Regions from separate parts of the Homo sapiens genome. Here region 1 is linked to region 2. The links are chromatin loops, found by intact Hi-C in ENCODE. Cell type or tissue: dorsolateral prefrontal cortex. All regions are shown on one strand. Each heading gives the region's core, and the rest is flanking DNA. Links, peaks and the distances in the headings are about the cores only. Region 1 holds the start of LOC124901005 (a long non-coding RNA gene). Region 2 overlaps LINC01331 (long intergenic non-protein coding RNA 1331).

Evidence for each region. Peaks named below come from ENCODE experiments on the same cell type or tissue, not always from the same donor. Only the 100,000 strongest peaks of a DNase experiment are listed, where the experiment ranks them.
Region 1: a loop joins it to region 2, with 2.4 times the contacts of the local background. A loop is called at or near these places in 5 of 110 quality-filtered maps.

The regions. Positions count from the first base shown.
Region 1 is chr5:74,617,605-74,633,686 of GRCh38, forward strand. It overlaps ENC1 (ectodermal-neural cortex 1), which reads right to left. Exons shown (of 3, transcript NM_003633.4): 3 at 9,805-12,388. It overlaps LOC124901005 (a long non-coding RNA gene), which reads right to left and starts at 7,304. Exons shown (of 2, transcript XR_007058822.1): 1 at 6,647-7,304; 2 at 6,245-6,490. RefSeq lists enhancers at 7,278-7,779, 7,780-8,279, 13,305-14,118. In dorsolateral prefrontal cortex, for the core only: no CTCF peak of the experiment used is centred there; no DNase peak of the experiment used is centred there; H3K27ac peaks cover 475 bases.
Region 2 is chr5:74,476,458-74,489,665 of GRCh38, forward strand. All of the region lies in intron 2 of LINC01331 (long intergenic non-protein coding RNA 1331), which reads right to left. Among named protein-coding and RNA genes, the nearest start is that of LINC01331, 54 kb to the right of the region's middle. RefSeq lists a silencer at 4,981-5,110. In dorsolateral prefrontal cortex, for the core only: no CTCF peak of the experiment used is centred there; no DNase peak of the experiment used is centred there; H3K4me3 peaks cover 746 bases; H3K27ac peaks cover 232 bases.

The sequences.
Region 1 (16,082 bases), core at 3,269-11,268, 140 kb after region 2:
TAAGACATTAGCAAATAGCCCATCTGAGCTACAAAGAGCAAATAGCCCATCTGAGCTACAAAGAAAAATAATGGTTTTGTTTTGTTAACCTGGAGAAGCGACATACCTTTAAGGCTTTTTTAATGGATTGCCACAGGATAATTGCTACTGCTGTTAAGCAGAATGTTCTATTTGGATATTAGCTCATTTATGGGGCAGAGTTAGGAAGAGTTTTTGCCCAGGTGACTTGTAACAAAATGAAATAAGCAGATGTTACGTATCTTGAAATTACCACCAGGTTTTTATGCGTTGTTAGGTGCTGAGATGCTCTGAAAATTTTGTCTAAAATTGCAGCGTAGTTGTGAACAGAGCAGTCGTATCACTATGCTCGGGCAGATTGTGCCAAACACTGAGACGTTTTCAAAACCATTTAGTCATCTCCCCAAATATAAAAAAGAAAGGGAAGAAAGAATCCCTCTGGAAGTGAGCTGCTCAAAGATGGGTCACTGGGGCAATCTCGTCCCCTCTAAAGTCTTCCCCTCACCTGCCCCTATACCTGCCCTGCCCACACAGGAAACCACAGGGCCATAAGGATGAGTGATAGGTAGGAATGATTTCAATCCTTGTCTGCAGTTGTAACCCCCCTGATTTAGTTTGAGTCCTCCAAGAAGCAGATGTCAAGGCAGGATTCAGTGAGCAATAGATTTATAGGGAGAAACTCTAGTGAAGTAATGAAGCGGGGAGAGCCAGAGAAGGTAGGGAGCACTTCCAGATCACAACCCAGGCCAGACCCCAGTGAAGGAAAGCAAAGTAAACCAAAGCAAACATTTCTCTAAACTGGGTGTGGTGGTTCACGCCTGTAATCCCAGCACTTTGTGGGGCTGAGGCAGTGGATCGCTTGAGCCCAGGAGTTCGAGACGAGCCTGGGCAACATAGGGAAACCACCATCTCTACCAAAAAAAAAAAAAAAAAACCACACACACACACACACACACACACAAAAATTAGCTGGGTGTGGTGACTACCATAGCCCCAGCTAATAGGGAGGCTGAGGTGGGAGGATTGCTTGAGCTGGGGAGATTGAGGCTGCAGTGAACCACTATCGCACTGCTGCACTCCAGCCTGGGTAACAAAGTGAGACCCTGTCTCAAAAAAAAAAAAAAAAAAAAAAAAAACAAGAAAACATTTTCTCTAAACCCTGATGTTTCCCATTTGGTAGTGGGTAGTGGGGATCCTTTGCTGGGCACAAGCTCCTCCTCTCCTTTACCTGTCTTACTTTGCTTTTCTTGTAGGTTCTACCCAGTAACCATAGTTCACAGAGACTAATGCTATGCCCATTGTAGACTCTGATATCTTTCTAGGCCCCCCTGTGAGTTAGAGTTTGTGTATGTAGGCTAAGCCTGGAGAGAGGAAGATGGACAGGTGGTCTCCTCTCTCTGTCTCCCCTTCTTTCTGCTCCTCGTGGAGGGCTAATGCCTGGCCCCTGGTGTCCAGGTGCAATTCCAGCAGCCCCTTCCAAGACAGCTCCTCTCCCCTCTGGTTCTGAGACAGCATGTACCAGCATCCTTAGAGACAAAGGGAGGAGTCATGCCTATCCCTTGTTCTCAGAGGTAGGAAGACATCTGCTAATGACAGCTCACCACCCAGCCTTCTGTAACTCACTGAATGTTATATGACCAACCACAAGCAGTGCCCACCCAGGGACCTTGGGACTCCAGGGTTCTCTGCCTTTGGTCCTGGTTCTTGGAAAGCAGGAGAACCTGTGAGTGCCATTCCAGAGGTTATGCCAGCAGTCACTGCCCTAGACTCCTCCTCCTCACAGCCTTCTCTCCAGTTTGCTGGGTTCAAAGGGCACCCAGCAGCATCTACACAACCTCATCGTGCCTCTGTGCCCCACCCCATGCATTCTCTACCCCAGGGGTCCCAAGGCTGCCTCTTCACAGGAAGTTCCAGGAACCCTGCCCTAGCCCAGGCCAGCAAGGCCAACCTACTGCCATGCAAGAGGAAGGCTCTGTCTCCCTCCAGCTATCTCCAATCAGCTCTAGTGGAACTCTTTGAAAAGGCCATTGTTCTTCCCAAATGGTTTGGTTTATCTCTTTGAACATTTCCACATTTCTGTCAGTGATTATTACCCTTTTCATGGTTTTTTTTTCCCTGGAAATAAATGAATGAAGAAATAAATTTCTAGTCATATGGACATTTAACTTTCTGCCCCAAGGAAACACCTAAAAAGAAAAATAAAAATATACTGCAGTAATTAAATTTTGAACACTAAGTATTCTAAGAAGTAAAATATTACAGAAATAAAAATTTCTGATTCAGTATTTATACTGGGAGTGCAGATATCTATGGATAGGTATTTGCCAAAATACAGACTAGCATTAACTTATTAGTGAGTTTTGAGTTGGTTGCTGAGAATGTGGGACTCATATCCTCCTAGAAGTGATGTTATAATTGGTAGCTGGGTTCTGGGTCAGCCTTCAGGACTCCATTCTCTGAGTTTCCACTGGTGCTGGCCTGATTCTGGGTCCTGGAACAAGGAATGCAGGAATGAAAATGTTAGGGAACAAGGAATGCAGGAATGAAAATGTTAGAGACAGCAAAAAAAAACTGAATGGGCTTTTTCCCATGCTAACTCAGTCACTCAATACTTTCAACACGAGATGTGGAGTAGGGGTGGGGGTTCCCACACATCAATCAAGCAATTCTGCAGATTCTGCAGCAGACACCAGTGGGATGTCCATTAATACAATTCAATCTGACACAAGCTACATGGAGATAGTGAGACAGGTGAGTTGCCTGACCACTCCCCCTGCCCCCCAACTCCCCCCACCGCCCCCAGCAGGATGTGCGACAGGGGTATGGCTCATCTGTTCAGCAAGCCGCCAAGTGCTCAAATCCCTTAAAGGAGGGGTAGCATGCAGATGGGCAGGTGCAGCAGCTGGGGCAAGTGCTTTTGGGCTCCAGCCCCAAAGTAGCATCTGGAGGTGAGAGCCTGCAACTCCCAAAGCCCTAGTGGGCATGCTACAGTGCTCTTTTAGTTCTGCCATCCACAGACAGCTTAAGTGTTAACTAGCTCAGTGCCCTGTTGGTAGCTGGGATCTTGTCTGGTGTCCAGGAAGAATCCGGTCACACGGACAAATTGAAGGATGTTAAATGCGGGGGATTTTAGTGAGTGATGGAGTTGGCTCTCAGCGGGATGGATGGGGAGCTGGAAAGAGGATGGAGTAGGAAGATGATCTTCCCCTGGAATTTGGCCATCCTGTGGCTGATCTCCCCTCCAACTGTCCCCAGCCAATCTCCTGTCGACATTCAGGCGTTCCTTCTCTTCTCTCCTTCTCTGCCATGCCGCTCTTCTGCTCCTCTGCTCTTCTGTTCATCTGCTCATGTGTTTGTGGAGCCTGGAATTTGGAGTGTATATGGGTACAGGATAGAGGGGTGTGGCAGGCCAAAAGGCAACATTTCGGCGCAAAAAGAGGAATGCCTGCTTTCATTTAGGGCCACGGGTTTCCAGGCTTCAGGGTGGGGCCTTTGTCGGGGAACTGCCCTCTTCTACCCAGTATTTCTGTCTCCTGTCCATACCAATAGTGTCAGATCCCAAAGGCTGAGAGTGTGGTCCCACAAGACTGCCCTTGCTTCAGATGCCTGTCACCACTGTCCAACTGACTGGAAAACAGGGTTCCCACAGCTTCCTAATTGAGTTTGGTACTTTGTTACTTACAGCTGCCCACAGGACACAGAAACACTTTACTTATGTTTACTGGTTTATTATAAGTACAGTAGGAAGGATACAGATGAAGAGAAGCATAGGGTGAGATATATGGGAAGAGACAAGGAGCTTCCATCCCCTCCCTGGATGCATCACCCTCCAGAAACCTCCATGTGGTCAGCTATCCAGAAGCTCTCAAGCCCAGCCCTTTTTGGGTTTTTATGGAAGCTTCATTACATAAGCATGATTGATTACATCCTTAATCATTGGTGATCAACGTAACTTTCAGTCCTGGCATCCCACACAGTTGGAGGAGCTAAAAATCTCAGTCCTCTAATCATGCCTATGCAGCTCTCACCTTGAAGCTAACTAGGGCCCCCCCCCCGCCCCCCGCCCCCGGCCACCAGTCATCTTATTAGCATACAAAAGACACCCATCGCTCTGGCAATTCCAAGGATTTTAGGAGCTGTATGTAAGAAGGGGACCAAATGTATATTTGACAATATTGCAGAGAGAAAGACTTTTCTTTCTTTCCAGTACCTGATGTTCATTCAAGGTAACATTAAAAAAAATATACTCTATGCTTTATTAAACAATTTATCTGACAACCCTAAAAGACTCCTTTTGTTTCTAACGTTTTTGTAGGGTGTTTTGGGGAGAGGAGAGCATTATAGGCTTTAATTTTTAAGAGTAGCTTTAGGTTCACAGCAAAATTGAGCAAAAAGTGCAGAGTTCCCAAATACCTCGAAGCTCCAGACAGGCACAACCTCCCTCTCCTATCAACATCCCAGCCCAGAGTGGTACATTTGTTACAACCTGCATTTCTTAGGCTCCTACTGACACATCATTATCACCCAAAGTCTGCAATTTAATTAGGGTTCAGTCTTGGTGTTGCACATTCTATGGGTTTTGACAAATGTTTAATGGCAGGCATTACTCATTATAGTATCGTAAGAATAGTTTCACTGCCCTAAAAATCCTCTGTGCTCTGCCTATTCATTTCTTCCCCTCTCTAACCATAACACTTTGAAGTAAAAATTTGCCTTTCTCATTCTTCTCCCACACCTCCAAGCCTCCTAATTCCTGGGATTCCCCTAGGTCTGAGCCCCACTCCCAACCCCCCACCCACCCTTCAGATGGACCTGATTCATACGAATGTGTGAATGACTAACAGCCCTCAAAATGCAGTTTAGGTATTCCCGTTTTGAAAAAGGCTGCTGATTGGCCCCCCCCATCTCTTGAATAGGTGGACCCTCTGGAAGTACCAGAAAGGGCTGTGAAGAGGCCACCACTACCAGAAACATTCCGGCAAGGTTGTCTTCTGCTTTTCCTTTCTCCTTTCCTTCTCTGTAGGGGTGGGTTGCCCTTCCCCACACTTCTCCTCAGAGTATAGAAATTATTTCAAAATTACAAAATTTGTTCTCTGCAAATGGTTCTTCTGGCAGCAATGCCTTGGCCAGAATGTATGTGGGTGGGTGAGTGGGGCAGGTGTATTTGCAATTTAGAGTTTTCATATGTGTTCTTTAGAGCCTCAGAGAGACAGAGAGAGAGAGAGAGATTTTAGTTCCCACTTTGCAGGTGCCTAGTTTGTGTCTACCAAAGGGCTGATTTCATCTTCTTTGTGGATACAATATTAGCATATCTCATGGACAAAAAAATCCTCACAGCCTTTCTAGAATATCCAATAAACACTCTCCACGTTATCTAAAAAGCGGGTGTAAAATAACTTTTCATAACAAAACAAATCATCTGATAACACAAGAAAAAGGTTAGTGAGAGTCTTTGCTGAAATTCCAACTGCCTTTTCTTGCTGCAGTCCCCCATCTTTGCAGAGATAAAGATTATGGTTGCCAAGGAAACAGGACCAGAGAGAGAAAGACAGAAACTTTGTCTCATTTGGTTTCCCCAGGACTCACAAAGCGAGCTGGGCTGTAAGCAGAGCTGGACAAGATTATGGTAGATTTATAATTTACTTAGTCAAATTGCTTTTAATTCATCGTCATGCCTCAATATACATTTTTTTCCCTCTGAAAGTTAGGTCTTGCACCTAGTTGTCCAATGTCTGACATATAACAGAGCTTTAAAATTCATTGTCTACGATTAAATTCAAATGCAGGACAGATGGCTTAGTCTGAGTATGTGTCAGACAGGCAAAGCACTTAAGATTTGTGACAGGCAAGACCAGGAATTAACTGCTAAGTTTTTGCTTTTATTCATACATTCATGTGCACCATGAATATGGCTGTAAAACTTATTTAAGTGTTCTCACTTTATTCAAAATATTCCCAAACAAAGCAACTGTTCTCCTTTTGCAAACCAGACTCCCTAATCTCAACCCCATTAACTCAAAATCCATTTTTCTCGTGCTATATGCACTGTGTACATTTTATTTACTCAGACAGTCAGGAGGATAACAGCAACCTTCTGAAAACCCAGCTTGCCTAGAACCCACAATGTTGGTCCCCACTTCATTTTTGTGAACCTTTTTATTGAAACATTTAATTATTTTATCGAGCAAACATTTGTCTGTGGAAATAAACAATGACCAGCCAAATGTGAACAAGCAAAGGCTATTTATTCAGAGCTTGCTATATAGCAAGAGAGTCAGCCACCGTCACTTGCATTTTGGCAGAGACTCAAAGGAAGACAAAGAAAAGGGAAAGTTTCATTGTGGGGAAAAAAGGGATGTCTTCAGGTTTGATTGGAGGCCGTTGGCATGGGGAAGCTGCAAGTGGGCCAACCAGAAGTGGGCATCCTGTGGTGTCTGAGTAGGGGTGCATATTTGGCTTTCTCTGGCTGGTCCTTAGTTAGAAGCAAGGACAAAAATCAGGGAAGTAGTCAGTTATTGGTCAAGTCCTGGCCATTTGGGGCTGACTGTGAATAATATAGGCATTATGATCTGGCTTTCTAAACCAGTTGCCAGAGATAGTGGTCTAACTTCCTACAGGTCTGACTTACGGAGAGCAGGCTGGCTTCCTGGGCTGATCACCATAGACAATGTGTTGGTTTCCTGGGCTGGTTGCTGCAGATTGTGGGTCAGAGTTCCATTTTCATACACGGTCTGGCCATTATCCATGGGTATATTCAATCATTTAGTCAATAAACATTTTACAAACAGAATAGCACAAAAAGCATCCGTGTACAGCTCAATGAATGATCAAGTGTAACAACCACCCAGGAGCCCCCGTTCATTTTTAAATTCTCTACAACTTATCTTCTGAAACTGGCTGTCAAGGAACATTTTGAGTCTCAATCAACTCTTTCCACTGGCTTCTTCAGTCCTCATGTCCAGGGCAAGGCTCACCAGCGGCAGGTCTCCTCGGACCACCTTACAGAGTCATGTGTTCCAGGCACGATGGAATGCAGGGCAGCCCTGGGTTTCTCACAGTCAGGCTCAGCCCTGTGAATCACCTTCCTCTACATTCCTGGACCTGGAGGAGCAGGTCAGAGTGTGTCTTGAAATCCACCTCCACCACTCCCTTGGGCAAGTTACATAATCTCTCAAGACCTGTTTCTTCATCTCCAAAATGAGAGTAATAATAGCACCTGCTCTCACAGGGTTGCCGGGGGGATGAGCAAGGTGAGAGGCTTGCAAACCCTTAACTCAGTCCCTGGCATAGAATAAGCACTCAGATTTTTATGTATGTATCTCTCCCCATAATGTTTCAAAATGGCAACTAAAAATTACTGAGGACCTACTATGTGCCAGGCACTGAGCCTGGTATTTACTCTTAAATTTCTTATATTATTAAATTTTTCTATTAGAAAGAATGTTAGTCATGCTTATTTTACAGATCGAGTATCTATGGCTCAGAGACGTTTAGAAATCTCGCTATATTTACCTCAATTTGTCATGAGGATTAAATGAGATGACTGTAAAGCAGGTCCTTAGCACAATCTCAGCTCATCACTTAATGAATGGGGCTATAGTTTACAATGACTCTTTGATGATTCCCTGTAGTACAGGGGTCCTTAGCCCCTGGGCCATGGCCCAGTGCCCGTGGTCTGTTAGGAAGTGGGCGGCACAGCAGGAGGTGAGCCTTTGGCTAGTGAGCATTACTGCCTGAGCTCCGCCTCCTGTCAGATCAGCGGAGCCGGGGAAGAGGGGGCAGTAGATTCTCATAGGAGCTGGAACCCTATTGTGAACAGCAGATGTGAGGGATCTAGATTTTGTACTCCTTATGAAAATCTAGTGTAGGAATGTCCAATCTTTTGGTTTCCCTGGGCCACATTAGAAGAAGAATTGTCTTGGGCCACACATAAAAGACACTAATAATAGCTAATGAGCTAAAAAAAATCACAAATAATTTAAGGTTATGAATTTGTGTTGGGCTGCATTCAAAGTCATCCTGGGCCACAGGTTGGACAAGATTGATCTGATGCCTGATGATCTGAGGTGAAACAGTTTTATCCCAAAAACATCCCTGCCGCCTCCAGGCCCAGTCCCCATCCATGGAAAAGCTGTCTTCCACAACACCAGTTCCTGGTGCCAAAAAGGCTGGGAACCATTGCTGTAGTAGATAAGCCTACCAACTGCAGAGAATAATCTGTGTATTTCCCCCTCCAACGTCTGCTCTCCCTTTGTTCCTTACTAATTAAATCACATTGCTGTGGGGTGGCAGTGTGCCAGATAAAAGTTCTGCCCTCCCCAAGCTCTCTTATATCTTGGGAAGTTCACATGTCCCAGTTCTGGCTACTGAGAGGTAAGTGTAAGTCTCCCGGTGAGCCTTTTGGGTAAACTATTACTATTCAAAGTAAAAGGGAGAATGTCCTCTGGCCTGAGCCCTTTCCCCTTTGTCTGCCCCACTTTTGCTGCCTGGAAAGCAGATGAGATGCCATGAGATGCAGCTGCCATCCTGCAAGCATGAGGCCTGATGGCCTCATGGGGGTGCTGTCCCGGCCCTGGACTGCCGACCTCCAACCCGTTTGCCTACTGTGGCCAGATTTTTATTACCATAGCTACTGTTTGGTGTGATCTATCTAAATGAAATGAAATTTCCAAATGAATGAAAATTAAGAATTTGAAGTATCTTTTTAATCTGTCTACATGTTCCGACTGAGATGATAAAGAGAAACAACTCCAGAGAATGAAAGATCTGTTCACAATCATGTCTACAGGAACCATTCTCAACCCCTCTAGGGATTAACATCAAGACTTTTTCCTGAGTCTAAATCCCATCCGTCAACTCCTAACTAACCCGCCGTTCTTCCCTGTCATTTGGTGTCATCCATATGGTGTCATCAACAGGGTTTCCACGGGTCTTCAACATCATGCACTTGGAATCTGAAGGCTGACACTGGTCCCCAAAGGCTTGGCTCTAGACCAGCCTCACACAGCACAGAACCGAATGATCCTCCTGTCAAACCCAAGGCATCTGCTCTGGCATCTTGGTCAAAGTCCAAAGGCTGTAATTGCATTATGCCTACTTGTGAGCTCTCCTAGAGTTCCCAATTAGGTAATATTTATTTTCTACCCAGAAAAGGTTATGCCCAACCTTGCTCTGCACACTGAAACAATAAGGGTTCCAACCCAAGTGATAAAGGAGCATCTCAGTGTGACATGAAGCCATCATGAGGTAGGGGCAGGAGGCTTCAACTGGCCTTATGCAGAGCCAGCTAGGACAGCCATCAGCTTGGAACAAACTAAGTATCCCTGAGGGGTTAAACTTGTGCTTTTCTGTGGCAGTACAGAAATAATATGCATATATTTCCACTTTAAATGATTTCTAAAGCAGATGTCAGCAGATGAAAAGAGGATTGAACTCCAGCTCCTTCTCTAACAGCTTTCTGTCAAAATATAACCCACGTGAGGATTTCAAAAAACTAAATTCATTCCAATATAAAGTATGCTGTCTTAATATCGCATGGTGTGTGACTTGTTATATTCCCAGCTATGAATAACCCATAAATGAGGAATTTTGTCTTGCTTAAAGAGATACTCTAATGGTCAGGAAGTTTTATTTAATATGCAAAATTACCTTTGTAAATATCACTAAATGGTGAAATAAAACACGTTCGGAATATCTGAAATGATCCTTCTTTGGATAAACGAGAAAAGGCACACGTTTACAATGCCTCAAATTGTGTCTTATTCAAATGAAGACCCACACACATAATGAAGAGAAAATCTCTAATAATTTATTGACCTTCAGTTTCACATTGTGAAAAAAAAAAAAATAACAGTTTTACAAAACCTCAAAATGTAGTCATAGCAAACAAGTACATATGAACATGAACATTTTCCTTCAACTTATACAGAGTTTTGTACGTGAACCACATGGTCAATAGCCAAGAGAGGGACATTATGCAGCTCTAATCACTCTTATTCAAGACAGGTGTCAAGCCCAAAGAAAAGGGGCTACACAATTATACCAGAAGTGGAGGGCTGCCCTTTGTTATGTGTTTCTACAGCAACCAGCCCACAAAATAAGAAGAACCTTCTCTGTCTTATGCCAAGGTTTTTGTGTGTACTGTGCTGTGAATTGTATTTGCTTCAAAGTGTGGGACGTTTCACAGGGTGAGAATGGTCAAGTAGTGAGACCAAATGCCTATATCGATTCAAAGAGTGGGAGTCCAGAAAGTTCCCTACAGGCTGGGGGCCCAACCCTTACCACAGCTCCCTCTGGCTCACACACAGTAATTAATAGAGGATTCAAGAACAGACCCCAACTTTGAAACAGCTGCAGAAAATTCATCCTGCTTTCAGAAGCCATGCAGTGACACATACATCTCTCTTGGCAGATTTGCATCATAAACTACAGAGCTGTAACTGCTACAATATAAACGACACTGACTATGCCCACTGGGGGACAATTAGACATTTGCATTGCTTAGAACACATCTAGGAACCAGGGACTGACTGCTGGAAAGTACTGTGATTCTTTTCTTCCAACAGCTCATTTATTTAGGCCCAACTACAGCCCACTCATTCATGGCATGGACGGACAAACACAATTAGTCTAAAGTACTAAGGTGGAGAGAAATGTTAAGGATTTATCTGTCATTAGACAATGCAAACACAGTCACAATGTAAAAGGTTGTTATCAGTCTTAACCCCTATTTTCTAAAATACAGCAATGTGAGAAACATGGACGAAAGCAGTTCGAGTTGCAAACTTTGGTCTTCCCCTGCACCTCAGGGGAAGCACCTATCTGAGACTAGCACTAATACCTACGACGGCACATGCTTAGTAAACAAGCACTCCAACTAGCAAAGAATGTATTCACAACTGATTTCCAACTCTACCGGAAAACTTCTCAATAGGGGCCACTGCCTACAATTCTTTGGTGTTTTGTGGCCAAATGTGTTACTTGTGCACCAAAGAGTTTTTTAAAAAGAGATTTGCCTACGGGTGAGCACTGAAGTATACATTGTGCCAATGTAATTATTGTCTTGGAGACCTTCTAGAACTTGCTAAATCATATAGCAAGAAGAGAATGAGTTCAGGCCCAGTAAATCTGGTGAGTTAATTTACATCTGTGATACTGCCGTTTTTCCCATTAAATGTGGTTATGGCAAAGCATTCTTAGGGTAATAAATAAATAAATAAACTTTGGACAATGCCTTTACTTGTGCCCTATATACAGAACTATTCCATAGAATTTTCCAGGATTTCAAGATACTACACAAAGAAAAAAACTGTAAAGCAATTTGGTCCTTTCCAAATTTCAGCAGCTGAGACTGAATTAAGTAAATCAGATGGGAGTGGGGAGAAGGGCAGAAAGCAGCCTCCCCTTACCCTATCAGCACAACCAAACCCCATGAAATCCCATTAAAAGTTGGTGAGTCTGAGAAAAGCGATCTCCACGGTTTCTCTACCTCTAGGATGTCATTTAAATTTCCATTTTGTCATCCTTCCCTGTCTTGACATTTTAAAAATCCACCCCTCCCCAACCCACCCTCCAGTTATGCTCCAAATTGTAACTCAAAAATTTTCATGTTTGTGCAGCAAAGCACATCTCAACAGCCACAAAATGTGCAAAACGTACAACCATTCACACACGTCCATACATGTGAAGACAGCTGTAGGCATTGTTTCAGCATGCAGGCATCGAACAATAAATAGCTAAATCTATAACAAACTTCTTAACAGCCAAGGGAAAGTTTAAAGTCACTTATAAATAGAAAAGAACATCTACCAAATGGCTACCAACAAAGTCCCCATTGTTCAGAAACGTTCCTGGGGAGCAGACCCCTTAGAGATTAACGGAGAGTCCAGTGGTCTTCATTCTTCAGCCAGCCCAGCCAGCTTCCCTCTCGGACCCACAGTTGGGCTTTGAATCTCCAGCAGCAGCTGGTGTGGAGGCTTCAAGCTCTGTCCTCAGAGAGAGGTGACAACCATTTCAAATTCTACACATAAATGGTGGGGCCCATGGAAATCAAATGCTGAATATGGTACAGCAAGGGAAAAGGTCCAGCTTTTCTCTCCCTTTGAGGGGCTGATTAACATTGACATTAATCCACAATTACAAGACAAGGACTAGATCACAGGTTTGTTCATTCATATTTAAACCATGTGCTACTTGCACCAAAAATCCCACCCCCCTCCCTCGCCCCTTTCCTTCATGTCCAGTTAGAGCATTTACAAGGTGCAGCAGATTTTATTCGAGTCTTGCAACTTCTTTTCCTTTTTTTCTCTTCATTAGACTTGGCCTCTCCGAAGTAGAAATCTCATATTATCTCATCGAGTGATGGAGTGAGCTGAAATAGAAGGAAAAGGAAAAAAAACAAAACAAAAAAGCATGAAGGATTTGTGTGATGCCATAGTTTTTAAATTTTTCTTATTAGCCACAAAATTTTTTTTTAAATTAAACTTGGTATGGAGCTGGACAATATTGCTTCCAAAGGTCTTACATGTTCAGTAGGAACTGTGCAAAGATATTTAAAGTACTTGCCTTAAATGCACACACGTGTGCACGTACACATCCATGCAGATGGCTGGCCTGACAAAAACAGTGGTGTCTAAAGAAGGACCTTCACTTCTTTCCTAAGCATACACACTTTCAAATCCAAACCTATATGTCTAGATGCTATTAGGAGTTGCCATCTTCTGCTTCCAACATTCATAAAATTTCTTTCTGTGGTTAAACAGAGCGACTGTAAAGTGATCACTAAGGGGTGAAAAGAAGGGAGATTCCTGTGCAAACCCTCCTTGGCCCATGTACCATGAAAGATTCCAAATTAACTTTACCATCTAGGAGGCAGACATACTAATCCTCTTATTTAAATGCATCTCTGTTATCCATTATGGCAGAAATCAGTCTCGCTTCCTTTCACATGACAATGTATCAGGCCTCAACAGCCCAAGTTTGGAGTTTATTCTCAAAGTTCGTCAGTCCACACGTAGGTGCCAGCAGCTACGGCATGCCAGTGCTACAGAATCTACGTACATCAAGTGTGAATATCAATTCAAAGTGCCGTAACCACAAAGCCTGCACATTTCATAGAGCTTGCATTTCCTCACACTGCTTACTCTTCCCATTTATTTATTTCTCATTTCATCTGGGGAAATTGTGCAGAGGGCTTTTGTATCCCTATTGCTGTAAGTCTAAGTACAGACAAAGGGAATTCTGGAGGAGCCACTCATGACCTTGCACTGAATTCTTTGCTTTTGTGTGTTCAGAAGCCTGATTCATTTCATGAGTTGTTTCTTTTGGCTGTTTCCTAACAGTGATTCAAGCTTTCAAGGCATGCCTTAGACTACGGTGTCATTGCCCCACCTCCACCTCCTTGTAACCTATATGTCAACATTAGGCCAAAAGAATGTATCTTATAATAATATAAAATTTCAAGACAATGCATATTCAAACAGGAAAAAAGGAATACACACACCCTCCCCCCAAAAAATTGCATATTCAAACAGGAACGATAATAAAAAAAAAAAGGACACACAACAACAACAACAACAACAAAATCTAGAGAAGAAACAAAGCAAATCAAAGCCTAAGTTAGGTTGAGGCCACACGGCACCATGAAAACAGAGGATAATCAAAGTAATTTCCTTTCTGCCCTTCCCACCCACTGGCAGAGCAGCAGGAGGCAGATAAAACCTCCTAGGTGGATGAGCTTTAAGACCTAGGGAAACTTTCTGTTAAACACTCTATTAATTCCGTTAGCACCTACATTTGGAGGGCAGAGGAATTTGCAGTTTGGGACTGAGACCCACCTACCCAGCACTTTAAGGCACTCCAACCCCCTCTTAAATGTTTTAGCACTATCTTGTGTAGTAAACTTTAGAAATTTTAACCAACATTCTCCCTGTCGGAAATTCAAAGAGTGGCTTTGATCAGGCGCTTACGCTGCCCTTTAAAAGCAGCAAACTTGGCCCTGTCAAATTTAGTTTTCATGTGCTTGACTCTCTCACTGGTAGCGCCAAGGGTGAAGAGGATGTTATTTCACATATAACTTAACACTTTACTTGCTCTGTTTCCCAGCGACCGGAAGGGTATGATTCAGTTCAAACACCCAGGGTAGGGTGAAGTCAAGTGTTTGCCAACATGTTCACTCTGGGCTGAAAAAGGAGGAACCAAAAGTGAAGTCTAAAGATAACAAGCAGATAATAGTCAAAGAAACCTCATTTTCCTACCACACAGAAAGCTAATTCCACTGCCATTATCTCACAGTAAGTTACTACACGTCAAGCACTGGGCTAGGTATTTTCGCCTCTTTTAACTCCCCTATCAATTGACCCAAGTCTGAGTTGGGACAGATCACAGGAGATTAAAGATCAAACCACTCATTTGACAGAGAAGCAACCTAAAACTCAGGAAGGTCTAGAACTTAAAACTAGGGCCAGAATACACATGTGGCTTCTCTCCTCTTTCTGCCTCAATTTCCTTACCTTGTTCCAAGGATTCCAGCCAGCCTGCCCATTGTCATTTTTTATGTACCACCACCCTGGTAGCAATTTTTATGGCTCTTCTGTGCAAATATAGTCAGTTCTGGACTAACACCCAACTAAGTGTGCTGTTAATTGATGCTTTCGCCTAGGAGGTTCTTTAAACCTGCTTTAGAGGTGAGTCATGCATTCATATCTCAAATGAAATAACCACTTTCAGAGCATTTGTTTATTCAAGATTACTGAGATGCCAGCAAGGCTACAAAAAACCAGTTTGGTGTGAGACACTATTAGCCCAGTTGCTCCCCAGAGGAGGTGTCTGATTGTTCCTGCTGCTTTGAAGGAGTTTCATTCCAGGAAAGCATGACATAACTCAGAACTCTGATAACTGTACGAAGGCTGGAAGAGATAACTGAAGAAGTAAAAAAAATAGCAAGCTGGAGGCCAAGTGCGGTGGCTCACGCCTGTAATCCCAGCACTTTGGGAGGCTGAGATGGGTGGATCACTTGAGGTCAGGAGTTCAAGACCAGCTTTACCAACATGGTGAAACCCCATCTCTACTAAAAATACAAAAAAGCCCGACGTGGTGGCGGGCACTGTAATCCCAGCTACTTGGAAGGCTGAGGCAGGAGAATCCCTTGAACCCAGGAGGCGGAGGTTGCAGCGAGCTGAGATAGCACCATTGCACCCCAGCCTGGGAAATAGAATAAGACTCTGTCTCAAAAAGAAAATAAAATGGCAAGCTGAAATGTGAGAGTGAGGCCAAGTTTAATGATGTTTCTAAATGAGCTGTAAGGGACAGGGAAAGAAAAGACCAATGAGATGAAACCCCTCTGTGCTTAGCTTGCCACTAGGCCTAGATCTCCTTTTCTCCCTTTGAAGTCCCCTTCAAAGGTGTGAAACATACTAGGGAAAACAGAGCCAAAAGTTCCCAAGTAAATGAGTTTGTTTTCATTGTAGTTCCTCCAAAGCAGTTACTTTCTTCTCTTATTATTAGTAATAAGCCCATGAATCACCAAAACAAGTCAACACATCCTGTGTGCGCTGGGCTATACTTACACATGCCTAAGCGATTCCTGGGGCCAATCCTAAGAATGCTTAGCAGCAAAGCAGCCGTGAGCTTTGCGAACTCTGAACTGTGTAGGCCTATTAATTATTTGAGCCAAGAGTATTCTATACTCTTAAATACACAGACAACTATTATGTACTCAGATATATGACTCAGAAACACAACTTTTGTTAGCCTTGACAATAGGGTCGGCCTGACTGATTAACTCTGAAAGGCCATAGTTTGGGAAGTTTAGGTGGCTCTGTGTTATCTGCACAAATTTCTGCTATGTACATGCAACCTTTTACAAAGACAGATATAGATTTATCTTTAAAGGTAATAAACGCCTTAAAGGGGGCTACTTTTTAAGTAAAACATTTAAAATAAGCTAATAATTTTGGAGAGAATAAACTAGGAATGAATTTGAGCAATACATTTTTAAACCCTAATCATTCTACAAAGGGTTTGAGGAAGCAAAATTTGAATATAAATGAAGTATCACCTGGGAT
Region 2 (13,208 bases), core at 4,640-12,639:
TATGAAGAGGATATTAAATTAATGTATTCCCCAGACCACTCAAAGCAATTTTTAAAAAACAACCACTAAAAGAGTTCATCTGCCAACTCCCAAGTGCTGCGAGCACTCTGCATCTGCCTTTGCATTCATTTCCCTCCCATGCAAATATGCACACAGCCCACAAGGAAGGAGGCACAATTACCAGCCTTAACCAGATCAATCTCCCGAAATTCAATGTCAAAGAAACATCCCAGGATGTCAAAATTTACTTGTAAGCGACTCATCACCCCTTCTGAGATGGACTATGTTAATTCACAGGGGAGAATAACCTTCTCGGAAACACACATTTACATTTACATAAAGCAGAGTAGAAAATAATCATGCTTCTCCATGAGCAAATGACAGTTACATAAGGATATTCTTCCACCTTTTTGCGTGTCACTCATAAAACTGCTTTCAAAATTACATCTGTGGAGAGGACGCTTGGAAAGCAGTGCCGTTTGCTACAAGCACTGTTCAAAACCACTCACAAATCCGTCACCTTTTTCCTTCTTTCAAGTACACTTTGCTTAATTTTAGTATGTGTTATCCTCTCAAAAAAAAAAAATCACATAAAAAACTTTCACCCTAGAAAGGTTTCTCGGAACATTTCCCCTCTGAGAGCTTTAAGCGAAGGTTGTACATTAAATGGTTTCATAAAAGATCCTGAATAAAGGCTATTATCTACATGTAACATTCACTCGCACTATATCTCATGATCTATTGACATAAAGCAGTTTATTGGTCAATATCACTGGCCAAAGGCAGAGACAGAGGTATGATTCCAGCCATCTGGAAATCTATTATCAAGGCTAATGCATATGCCTTTCATTTCTAAAGATCTGGTTTCAGCTTCATCAGTTAAAAGTGAATTGGGTGGTCTTGTCTTACCCACATTAAAGAACCATTATGCAGTTTAGCCTAACAAAACACCATCAGTCATGAACATCATTTAGCAGAAGTCAACCTAGGCAAAATGTCCAGTCTGTTGAGTATGCCTCCTTCTCTAACCTCTCGTTCCCTGATCAGGCTATTCATGGGCAAAATTATAAAGTAGGCAGAGTTAGTTTGAGGTTATTTTGAGTCTATTAGTCAAAAGCACAGAGTGGGAGAAATAGATATGGATATAAGAATGAAACAAGCGACAAAAATATGCGTTCTAGTCCTAGCTAGTCACTACCTCTCTGGGGCTCAGTATCTTCAGCTGTAAAATGGGGATAACAACCACCCTCACGCTTTGAGGGCTCTTGGAATTGAAAGAGTTCCCTTATCCCCCTCGCAGGACGTTAGGCGGAGGTGTGGCTCACTGCCCCACCACTCAAACCCCTAGGGGAAGTATGCAGACGGCAGGTGCAGAGACCGTGGGGAGCGTTTTTTGGGCTCTGGCCCCATGGCTGCATCTAGGGGTGGGTGTCTGCGACTCCCGAAGTCCAAGTGGGTGTGTGTTACAGTGTGCTCTTTCAGCTTTGCCGTCTGCAGACGGCTTGTGTTAATCAGCTCAACAGACCCTCTGCCTTATCGCTAGGGCAGGGGACCAGTGTGACAGCCTGAGTTCTTGCCCATTGTATCAGAAGAATCAGATCACACGTGGGCTGGAAGGATGAGTGCAAGGTCTTATTGAGTAATGGAGGTGGCGCTCAGCGAGATGGATGGGGAGCAGGAAGGAGGGGATAGAGTGGGAAGGTGATCTTCCCTTGGAGTCAAGCCCCCCAGCAGCCAAACTCTTCTCAGACGGCCCCAGCTGAACTCCTCTTGGTGTCCAGATGTCCTTCCTCTTCTCTCTCTGCTGTGCCGCCCCGCTGCTCTCTGCCACTCTCTGCCTCTCTGTTCCTCTTCTCCTCTCAATGTCCAGCTGCTTGTTTTTCTGCCCACTAAGGTCTCAGGTTTATATGGACACAGGATGCAGAGCATGGTGGGTCAGAGTGGTCTTGGAAAATGCAACATTTGGGCGCGAACACAGGAGTGCCTGTTCTTACTTAGGTCTGTGGGCACAGGCCCAAGGGTGGAGCCCTGGCCAAGGACACCGCCTTTCTCTACCCAGCACTTCCCTGCCCCCCTCCCATATCAGAATGATCAAAAGAACACATGGCTATGAAAAGCCATACATCATTTGCAAATAACAAGATTACTACTATCCTTTCTTGCCCTCATTTTTACTTTCCACATTTTCCATATGGCCCTCCCCATCTACAGAGACCTGGTGCTCTCCATCTTTCTCTTCCCCTACGTGGATTTAGCCGTCTCCTCCCCTACCTGGATTTAGCTGCCATCAGTCCTGCACCCTGGGTCTTGCCTGTCCCCTAAGTATCAGTAATATTTCCCTGCTAATTTCCCTTCTTACAATGTGTGATCTCTGCTATGTGTTAACTGGTCAGTCTGGGAAGCTGTTACTCCCTATGCTATCAGAAAAAGTGCTGCCTTGCCAAGCACTTATTAGAGACCCTGAATTTTCCAGAGCAATTTCAATTCTGGCACAGGATGGCTAGGAATGCACAGAAGTGAAGGCAGAACTTTTGTCAGTTTTCAAACCTGGGGTGGTGAGGGTGGTGACTTACTCGATATCACTCTAAGTACCAGGCCTGGGAATCCAGGGCCAGCCTAGTCCTAGAGAAAATAAAGATGACTACCATACATCCATATCACACACTCAGTGTGACTCTCTACATTCCCAGATCACAGGGAACTCTGTAACAATGTCTCACCTGTGATTCTCAGAGACAGGCCTCAGTTTGAAACTTCCTACCAGCGGCATATCCATTGTTTTCCCTTTTATTTATCTCATATTACCTCAGATATATTAGTTGGTTACATTGAAATCAGATCAGCTCAAAATTATCCACTTGTGGTGAATTTTTTTTTAACCCAAATAGGTTTCTCCATATATCCATCAATGCTTCTGGGTCACTTTTCCATAGCCACGACTTGGTTTATTCTCAGGAAATGCAAGCTACGGTTTTTATAGATCTGAACCAAACCACTAGAGAGATAGCCATACTGCCCCGAAATCATATCCATCTAAATGTCCATCTCACTTTTTTTCTGTTTTTTTTTAATAACCAGAAAAGCTCTTCATCAAGCGTGATTCTAGCTGCAAACTGTGCAAGATGAAAGCTATGAAATCAAGAATGGAAATGGAAATGTTTTCATATCAGCCCCTGCATGGAATATCCCTGGCTATTGCACTCCCACCTTCACCCCCATCATCCAGGAAGAATCAGCGTGATCAGGGTCATTCTATGAGGGCAGAGCCCTGAGACAAAAGCACAAAACTCTCCAACTCCCTCACATCAGCTTGTCCCCCAACACACACACCCATTCCTAAGTCAAAAAATGATTTAATTTATAATGCACAATTTAATTTGCTTCACACATTACATCATTTCTCAATACACTTTAAGGTAAAAACTTACAAGGAGAAACCAGAAGGGTTTGTTAAGACCTGGTGAGGAGGCAGATGATGGGTTCAAGTGCAGGGGCCGCAGAGGGGTTGGTGCAGTGACCAGGGAAGACAGAAGAGCAGGTGTTAATGGCTGCTTGTGTATATGGGGACCTGAAGGCTTTCTTAGCCCCAGACAGCCCCCACCCTCGACATTCCTTAGCTGAGAGCCAGTTCTCAAACTTTCTTCAGCATCAGGAATAACAATGATAATCAAGGAGCCTACTGAAAATTCAGATGATCGTGCTCATCCCCAGAGATGGGTCCATAGGTCTGGATTTGCAGCTCTGCATTTTTAAAAGGTACCAAGTACCACAGGTTATTCTGCTGCAGGTGGCCAGAGACCCACACTTTGAGTTCTTCTGGCCACTGGCCTCATTCAGTAGAGCAAAGCATGCAGTGAGTGACTTCGAGGGGAAGGCTCAGGGCCTTATGAGTGGAAATCCCGTATGCAAGCATGATTCCACGGGAAGCTGTGTGCAAAAACTCTCAAAGAGAAGGTGTTACTTGAGAGCATTCAGCTGGCGTGTGACAGCTACACGATATGCATGCATAAAAGGAGGTGTTACGGTGTCTAATTATTACCTTTAGAAGATTTTAAAGATGGATTCTATGATCCTTGATCACTTGAAATTTTGAACCTAGGGGAAAGATATCTAAGAACAATCCCTATAAATAATAGCAATGAATAGGTGTGAAGAGTGACTATATTTAGCCACAAAGTGAGCTGTTATAGGCATTTCCCCCAACTTTACAGGAGCACCATTTCTGTATTCTTTTTACTCCTACAAGATACACATCCTGTTTACCTTGTGCTTTGTGTTATACAAAGAATGGATACTTAAAACAGGCCTAGGATTTTTAAAATATAAAATAAACGCCTATGTTGTTCATTCTATTCAGTTGACTGTCTCAAGACAGAATATTCCAGCAGTGATATCCCTCTTGGGAAACTCAATTTTGAAAGTACTCAAAAATAGTAATGTGGAGCCGAAAAGATTCACATTATTTCTAATATCCTATAAAGGAAATCTTATTTCCCTAAGTTAAGGCCATATAGGCTAATAGTACATACTCTTAAGCATTTGAGTATATTAAAAATCTTTTAGCAAGATACAAGGAAAAATAATAGCAGAGGTCCTCAATAGAAAAAAAAAAAACTCGGGAAAATTTATTTCAGAGGAATATCTCACTATTCAGCTATATCCTAGTAACAACTTTACTTAATAAAGAGTCAAATTCATTGCACAATTAAAAGGCTTTGGAAATGTTCTGCTCAAGATCTATCTCTGGAAGCACAAATCACTACATCTGCCATGGAATCACATGCAATGTCAGGTTGAATTTTTGTTTTTTAATGATTTTATTTTGGTCTCAACAAAGTAAGGCCAGAAAGATAAAACAAGATAGAGAAGCTGTCAGAAAAATGAGCACATTCCAAAAACCAAATAAGCTGTCTCCCCAAAAAAGCATCACTTTCTTTGTTGTTTATCATATGCTAAAGTGATTTGCATATTGTCTTTCAAGGTGGAACTTTCCACTGCATTTGCATCATCTCAAGAGCCAGTGGCTGCCCCCTCTGCATGCTGTCTTGTTGCTATGGAAATGAGGGTGTACAGTAAGACAAGGAGCAAAGGTAATGGGCTTTAAACAGAAATGTTAACAAGAGAGTCATCTTGCTCTGTCATCCAGGCTGGAGTGCAGTGGTGAAATCTCAGCTTACTGCAACCTCTGCCTCCCTGGTTCAAGCGATCCTCTTGCCTCAGCCTCCCGAGTAGCTGGGATTACAGGCACATGCCACCATGCCTGGCTAATTTTTATATTTTTAGTAGAGATGGGGTTTCACCAATTTGGCCAGGCTGGTCTCGAACTCCTGACCTCAGGTGATCCACCCGCCTCAGCCTCCCAAACTGCTGGGACTACAAGCGGGAGCCACCACACCTGGCCAAAAAAAATTAACTACTTTTGTAATCCTCCCTGTAATAATAATATCTAGCAATAAAGACACTTAAGCAAACTGATTTTATTTTTAAAGACCTCACTAACAATCATAGAGTATCTGTTACACAGCTTGAATTTGATTTACTTGCTTAATGCCTTTAGCTTTTCATGTATAAAGAGACTGGTTTAAAATTGACCACACTAAATTGGTAAAAGTCTTGTCAGATTCCTCTCACTCATAGAGAAGTTTCTAAGACTCAAGTTATCAAAAGTGAGTGGTTAACCTAAAAGTTAACTCTGTTTTGAAATGTGTGTGTGACCTTAGGCAAGTATGTTGAACTCTCTAAATCCTTGTTTCCTTCTCTGGAAAATAAGATAATACCACTTATGTTACAAAATTGTATAGAGATCTGACCTAACGAAAAGTTTGGCACATGATAGGCATTTAATCAATGCAAGCATGGTGGCGTTAAAACCAATTTTCTCAGCACACATTAGCTGAGTGGAGGAGACAGTTTAGAGCCTCATAGTGGGTGGCAAGACAGTTGGGAGAAAAGGATCCGGGCTTGGCCTAAAATTTGCTGTGAATAATCCATAAAGTGAGCTATCCACAGAAGCAGATCATCAAGCATTGGCTATACATGGAAAAGGGCTTTCCTCACCCATCCAAGATAAAGGCCCACCTGGGCATGACAATTCCAGGTTGTGGTTTGACTCTGAGCACTGGGAATGTTGGCTTTCCCCGCAAGCTTGGCTATTCCGAGCACAGAAATATCACATTATAGTAACTACCCTGTGGCAAAGGCGATTTGAGAGCAGTGCAAACTCTTCCCTTTTTCTCTCCACTAGCATCCAGACTGCTAAATATTTGGTGCCAGTGGTTACGGTTGATTCCATTTCCAGAAATGCAATGCAGCTGGAAAATATTTTTTCTCATAGTGGAAAAAGGCTGGACCATTATGTATCTCTTCAGCAAACGGTTATGATACATAAAGAAATTAACTTTAATGCAATATAAAGCACACTGTTTACCAAACGCCAAAATGGGGAATAATGTCTATGTTGGTGCAGAAGTCCTTGTCACCACCCCCATCCATGGTTTTGCTTTTTGCAGTTTCAGTTACCCATGCCCAACCACAGTCCAAAAATATTAAATGGAAAATTTCAGAAATAATTAATTTATAAGTTTTAAATGGTGTGCTATTCTGAGTAGTGAGATAAAATCTCAGGGCTGTGCCTCTCCATCCTGACTGAGACAGGAATTGTCCCTTTGTCCGGCAGATCCATGCTGCCGACACTCCCTGCCTGTCAGTCACTTAGTAGCCAGCTGGTTGTCCAATTGACTGTTGTGGTATCCCAGTGCCTGCATTCAAAGAGCCCTTATTTTACTTAATAATGGCCCAAAGCCCAGGAGTAGTGATGCTGGCAATTCTGACATGCCAAAGAGAAACTGTAAAGCGCTTCCTTTAAATGAAAAGGTGAAAGCTGTTGACTTGAGGAAAGAAAAAAATCATATGCTGAGGTTGCTAAGGTTTACAGTACGATAAGATATTTTGAGAGGGCACATCCACATAATTTTTATTACAAAATATTGTTTTAATTGTTTTCTTTTATTGTTGTTAATCTCTTACTGTGCCTATTTTATAAATTAAACTTTATCATACATATACATGTATGGGAAAAAAATATATAGCCTATATAGCAGGGGTCCCCAACTCCCAGGCTGGGGACCCTTACTGGTCTGTGTCCTGTTAGGAATCGGGCTGCACAGCAGGAGGTAAACAGTGGGACAGTGAGCATTACCGCCTAAGCTCCACCTCCTGTCAGATCAGGCGGCACTGGATTCTCATAGGTGCATGAACCTCACTATGAACTGCACACGTGAGGAATCTAGGTTGCAGGCTTCTTATAAGAATGTAACTCCTGGCCGGGCATGGTGGCTCACGCCTGTAATCCCAGCACTTTGGGAAGCCAAGGCGGGCAGATCACGAGGTCAGGAGATCGAGATCATACTGGCTAACGCAGTGAAACCCAGTCTCTACTAAAAATACAAAAAAAAAAAAAAAATTAACCGGGCGTGGTGGTGGGCGCCTGTAGTCCCAGCTACTCGGGAGGCTGAGGCAGGAGAATGGTGTGAACCCGGGAGGCGGAGCTTGCAGTCAGCCGAGATTGCACCAGTGCACTCCAGCCTGGGCGATAGAGCGAGACTCTGTCTCAAATAAATAAATAAATAAATAAATAAATAAATAAATAAATAAATAAATAAATTAAATAAAAATAAAACAAAGAATGTAACTCCTGATGATATGTTTCATCCCGAAACCAACCCCTCCCCCGCAACCCCTCCACCGTCCATGGAAAAATTGTCTTCCACAAAGCCAGTCCCTGGTGCCAAAAAGGTCGGGGACCGCTGCTATAATGTTTGGTACTATGTGTGATTCCGGGCATTCTCTGGGGATCTTGGAATGTACCCTAGGGATAAGGGGGGCCTACCGTACTATCATATAAACTTTCCCACATTTCATATTAGCATTTGTGATCGCTGGCTGTCAGGAAAACCAGCCCTTTCTTCTATAAATGTGGCTGGGTGGATTTGGAAACATTTTGGATACGTAAACTTGTATTTCTTAGCATAGGTTCTTTCCACTCAATTCCTTTAAGTATTTTTTGGAAAAAAAATGAGAAACTAAGCTGACACTGGCCCTTATAGTTTTGTTCCTTCTATTTTTATCATGTAAATGAGCTGGGGACCTAAACACTAGAAATATATTCAAAAGGTTTAAATAAGCCACACTTAGCTCTATTATTTTTCTTCCAGGCTCAATAAATCTACTTTTAATTTAATTTATATTTGGAAGAAAACTTCTGCTTATAGGCACCAAAAATGTGTCATGGAATGTGGTAGGTATGTTATTACATTATCATGTTTATTTCTCACAACAACCTTGTGAAGTAGGTATGTGGCTATTAAACAAGGGAAGAAACAAGTCTGGAAGAGACAACATCTCTTGTCTAAGGTCATAAAACTAGAAATTGGTGGAGCCAGGATAGCTCTTTTGATTCCAAGCCAAATGCTTTTTCTTGTAGGACTAGGACACCTTATTGAGTTTCTCTAAATGTTGGAAGCCAAGTTGTCCCGTAACTTTATTAAGAGTCACCCTTAGTTGGTCTTTGATTGCTATAATTTTTCCTTCCACTAAAGGCTGTAAATAACAATGGTTTCAACTCTGGGGGGCTTTTTAAATACAGATGCATATTCTCCCATCTCAATCAATTTAATATAATCTCTGAGGTGAGGACCAGGCATCTGATTTTTTTTAATGCTCCAGAGGATTCTAACATTGAAAACATTAGCCAGGGTTGAAAACTACAGCTTTAAGATACCAGCTCAGCCAAGACCCTAGAAAGTCTTTGATTTTTATTGACCCTAGAAAGTCTTTGACTGTAAGTCACAACCCAGAGATGTTAACATTGGAAAATTGTTAAAGGGGATTATAAGATACCAGGGATTATATTTTTATATAAATAACATTTATATAAATAACTATATTATATAAATAACATATTTATGTAAGTTTAATAAAAATCTATTCTCCTTGTACAAGATACAGTTGGAAACACTGGTTATATTATGAAGGCATTGACTGGAATGTCATGTTTTCAGATGTGACCAGACAACTTAAGGAACTAAGGTTGACTTTATGGTGCCAATAAAGCCTCTTAGGGGTTAAAAAACTGACCTGATACCCTGCATACATGATTCTTATAAATGGGTCCCTTACATAGTTACAGGCGAGTAAGGGATGTCACTTCCTGGCAGGCCCAGGAACATCAGAAGATTTTGAGGACTTTGAGAAGAGAGGAATTCAACAAAACTATAGGTATTGCAAAAGTCTGATGGCCAAGTCCTTGGATGAGGTTCTTAACCTCAAAATACTTTTAAAAATCTAGTCTGAGATTCCTTATGAAAAGTTCCAGCAAAGCAAACTTTAACAGAGCCTACATGGTCAATCACTACTCTTGCTACACTTAGTAAATAAACTGGCCAAGTTTAATGAGACTAAACTTAATTTGGAAGTGAATTTGTCTACTTTGGTTATTTTTGGTAAAACTGGGGATGACTACAGAGAAATAAATTATGTTTCAGAAAAAATTTATAGTGTGCTTGTTATTAGATTCTAGCCTTGTTCATAATTTTTGAGGTTTTGTTATTTACCTGCAAACTGGATTGGATTCTAAATTCTTATAGTTTCCTCCAATATCTGGCTGCAACTCTCCAGACTAATATTTCCCAATCCTTCTGACGTGTAGTCACTGAAATTAAAATTGCCCCTTTCCTGAAGCCCTGTGAGCTGAAGCTAGATGACTTGATATAGACTTCAGAGAAGTCACCACAATAGCTTATGTATGGACAACCTTCATGACATTCAAACTGCAAACCAGAAAAATCTGTCAGTGTCCCTGCCTGTCTTCACTCCATCTGAAGATGCTTCAAGCTCAAATTTAGAAATCTTCTCGACTATCTGTCATCTGGATTCAAAAACTGAGTTTATAGTTTGCTCTAACCATTAGCTTTTGTTTTTCTTTGTTTTCATAGAAATGACTCATTTAAATACCTGATTGATCAGACCATATAGACGTCTAAGTCTAATGGAAGCCGACCTGCCACACTAACTCCTGACATGAAACACAACTATTAACTGTCTAGCTGAACTGGCCTATCCCCAGGAATAAAAGACAAGTTCAGTAACTTGTAGGACAATCCAATACCCAGTTTCTGGACTGTAAAACTTTTTGGGGAAGTTTCAGGGAATGGTGGGGTTTAAAACACACTAACCCCAAAATATGGCACCTTGGATTTGAGAAAACAGCAGAAGCATGTTCTCTCTGACTTTCTTCAGCCATTCTCCCTTGCAGCTGGCCATAAAAGAATTCTCTGACTTTCCCCTAAAGTAGATCATAAGACCCTCATTATAGACAAGTTCTCCCTATACCCAGAGGAAAGGAACAAAGACATAGGGATGCAGAGAAGAATCTGAAGAAACAGGCCTTGCTAAGTTCCTCTCCATTTACTGCCATTAGATCAAACCCATTTGTCCTTCATTCATACTTCTGTATGACTGTACATAAAAATACACAGATTTCTCAGTTTCTCTGGGTCTTCATTTCTGAAGGATTCCAGAAACTCTTTCTCTCCTATACCACCCAACAGTTATCACTTGTCTCCTTAATATGGAAGGTGAGAACCATACAGTATGTTGCCCCAAAAAGTTTACCCTGCAAGTCAGCAAGGAACATACCTAAGGCCAGAAGAAGGTAAGGGTGGAAGATAAGCATTCACCTTCAACTCACATAGAGCCCTTTTTAGGTGAGAATCAAGGGTAACACCCCTCCCACCCCTTCCCCAGAGCACAGGGGTCTTTCCTTCAATGTTCTCCAAGCCTGGCTGTTCCCTCTCTGGTCCCACAGATGTTGCCAATAGATTATTTGGTTTTCTCTCTCATGTTTACAGATGTGGACAGAGTGAACATGAAGAGTAACAGATGAAAATTCATTAAATGTGTGCATATCTTAATCCATATATAATAGAATTATATGGAGCCATTCCAAGTCATGTTTTAGGCTGGGTACGGTGGCTCACACCTGTAATCCTAGCACTTTGGGAGACCAAGGAGGGCAGATTGCCTGAGCTCAGGAGTTCAAGACCACCCTGAGCAACATGGTGAAACCCCGTCTCTACTAAAATACAAAAAATTAGCTGGGCATGGTGGTGGGCACCTGTAGTCTCAGCTACTTGGGAAGCTGAGGCCTCCTGAGAATTGCTTGAACCGGGGAGGCGGAGGTTGTAGTGGACCAAGATCACACTACTGCACTACAGACTGGGCGACAGAGCAAGAGACTCTGTCTCAAAAAAATAAATAAATAAATAAATTTTTAAAAAATAAAGTCAGGTTTTAGAACAATTATCATGGAGGAAATTTCATGATATATTAAATTAAAAAATTAAGGATACAAAACAACAATCAAGACCGGAGAAATATACATAAAACACTATCACATCAAAGTGCTGCAATGACAGATAATTTCACTTTTCTATGTACTTTATTCTCCAAATTTTTATGCAAGTGTGTATTTATGCTTAAATTCAGAAAAAAGTGCTATACAAATATGAAGTATATGTGGTTATTATAAAAATTAGAATAATTACATGGAAAATTCTTAAGAGCCAATATTAAATAAAAAGAAAAGATACAAAATTATAAATATATGATGAAAATTATTTTACTATGCATAGGTTAAAAAAAAGACTAGAAGGGAAAATACCAAAATATTATTAGTAATTACCTTCAGGTGGTAGGATTATTGATCACTTTTAATATTTAAGTATTTGATATTATTCTTTATATTCCTAATTTTTTCAATGAGAAGGTGTGGCTTAAATTTTTCTTATCTTTAATCATGAATTTTTCAAGCCTCTAACAAATTTCACACATATCCACTACTCATATTTAACAGATATTAATGTTTTGTCATATTTAATTTGAGTCCCTTTAAGGAATAAAACACAAATACAGCTAAAATCTAACCCCTCCTTCATTCTTCCCCCTCCCTCTGGTTTTAGAGGTAACCATTATTCTGTAATTAAGATGTATCATTCATGGGCAGGTTTTATAACTTTTGCTACTTATATATGTATCTTTGAACCACATGATTATTTTTAAAGTACAAAGTAGTATCACTATACATGTCCTTTTGCAATTTTTTTACTTCAAGATTTAGTCATGTTAATACATTTAGATCTAATACATTTAACTACTGCATACTATTCTTATGACTATACCACAGTCTATCCATTTCTCTATCCCATTGGTCCTCAAACTCTAGCATACATCAGAAGCACCTCAAGGCCCTCACAGTACAATACTTATATGAATGTGTGTGGTTGTGTTCCAATAAAACGTTACTGTGGATACTAAAATTTGTATTTTGTAAAATTTTTACATAATATAAAACAATATTTGTCTCTGATATTTTTAAGCATTAAAAATGTAAAAACTGGCCAGGTGCAGTTGCTCACACCTATAATCCCAGCACTTTGGGAGGCTGAGGTAGGCGGATCACCTGAGGTCAGGAGTTCGAGACCAGCCTGGCCAACATGGTGAATCCCCGTCTCTATTAAAAATACAAAAATTAGCTGGACGTGGTGGCACACACCTGTAATCCCAGCTACTCAGGAGGCTGAGGCAAGATAATCATTTGAACACAGGAGGTGGAGGTTGCAGTGAGCCAAGATCGTGCCACTGCACTCCAGCCTGGGTGACACAGCAAAGCTCTGTCTCAATCAATCAATCAATAAAAATATAAAAACTATTCACAAACTGTGCAAAGAGGGATTTGGCTGGATTTGAGCCCAGGAGGCTTAATTTGCCCAGCCCCTGCTCTAGTCACCAGAGTTGGGTCAGTTCCACTGTTTTGCTGGAACAAACAGTGCTCCTTTAGCTTTTGTCATAGACCCTCAGAGTAAATACAGTCATGCGCTACATAATGACATTTTGGTCAACAACAAACCACATATAGGATGTTAGGCCTATAAAATAATACTATATTTCTACTGTAACACTGTACCTTTTCTATGTTTAGATATGTCTAGGTAAACAAATACTTACCATTGTGTAACAATTGCCTACAGTATTCAGTACAGCAACATGCTATCCAGGTTTGTAGCCTAGGAGCAATAGGCTATACCATATAGCCTAGGTGTGCAGGAGGCTATACTGTCTAGGTTTGTGTGAATACACTCTATGATGTTCAC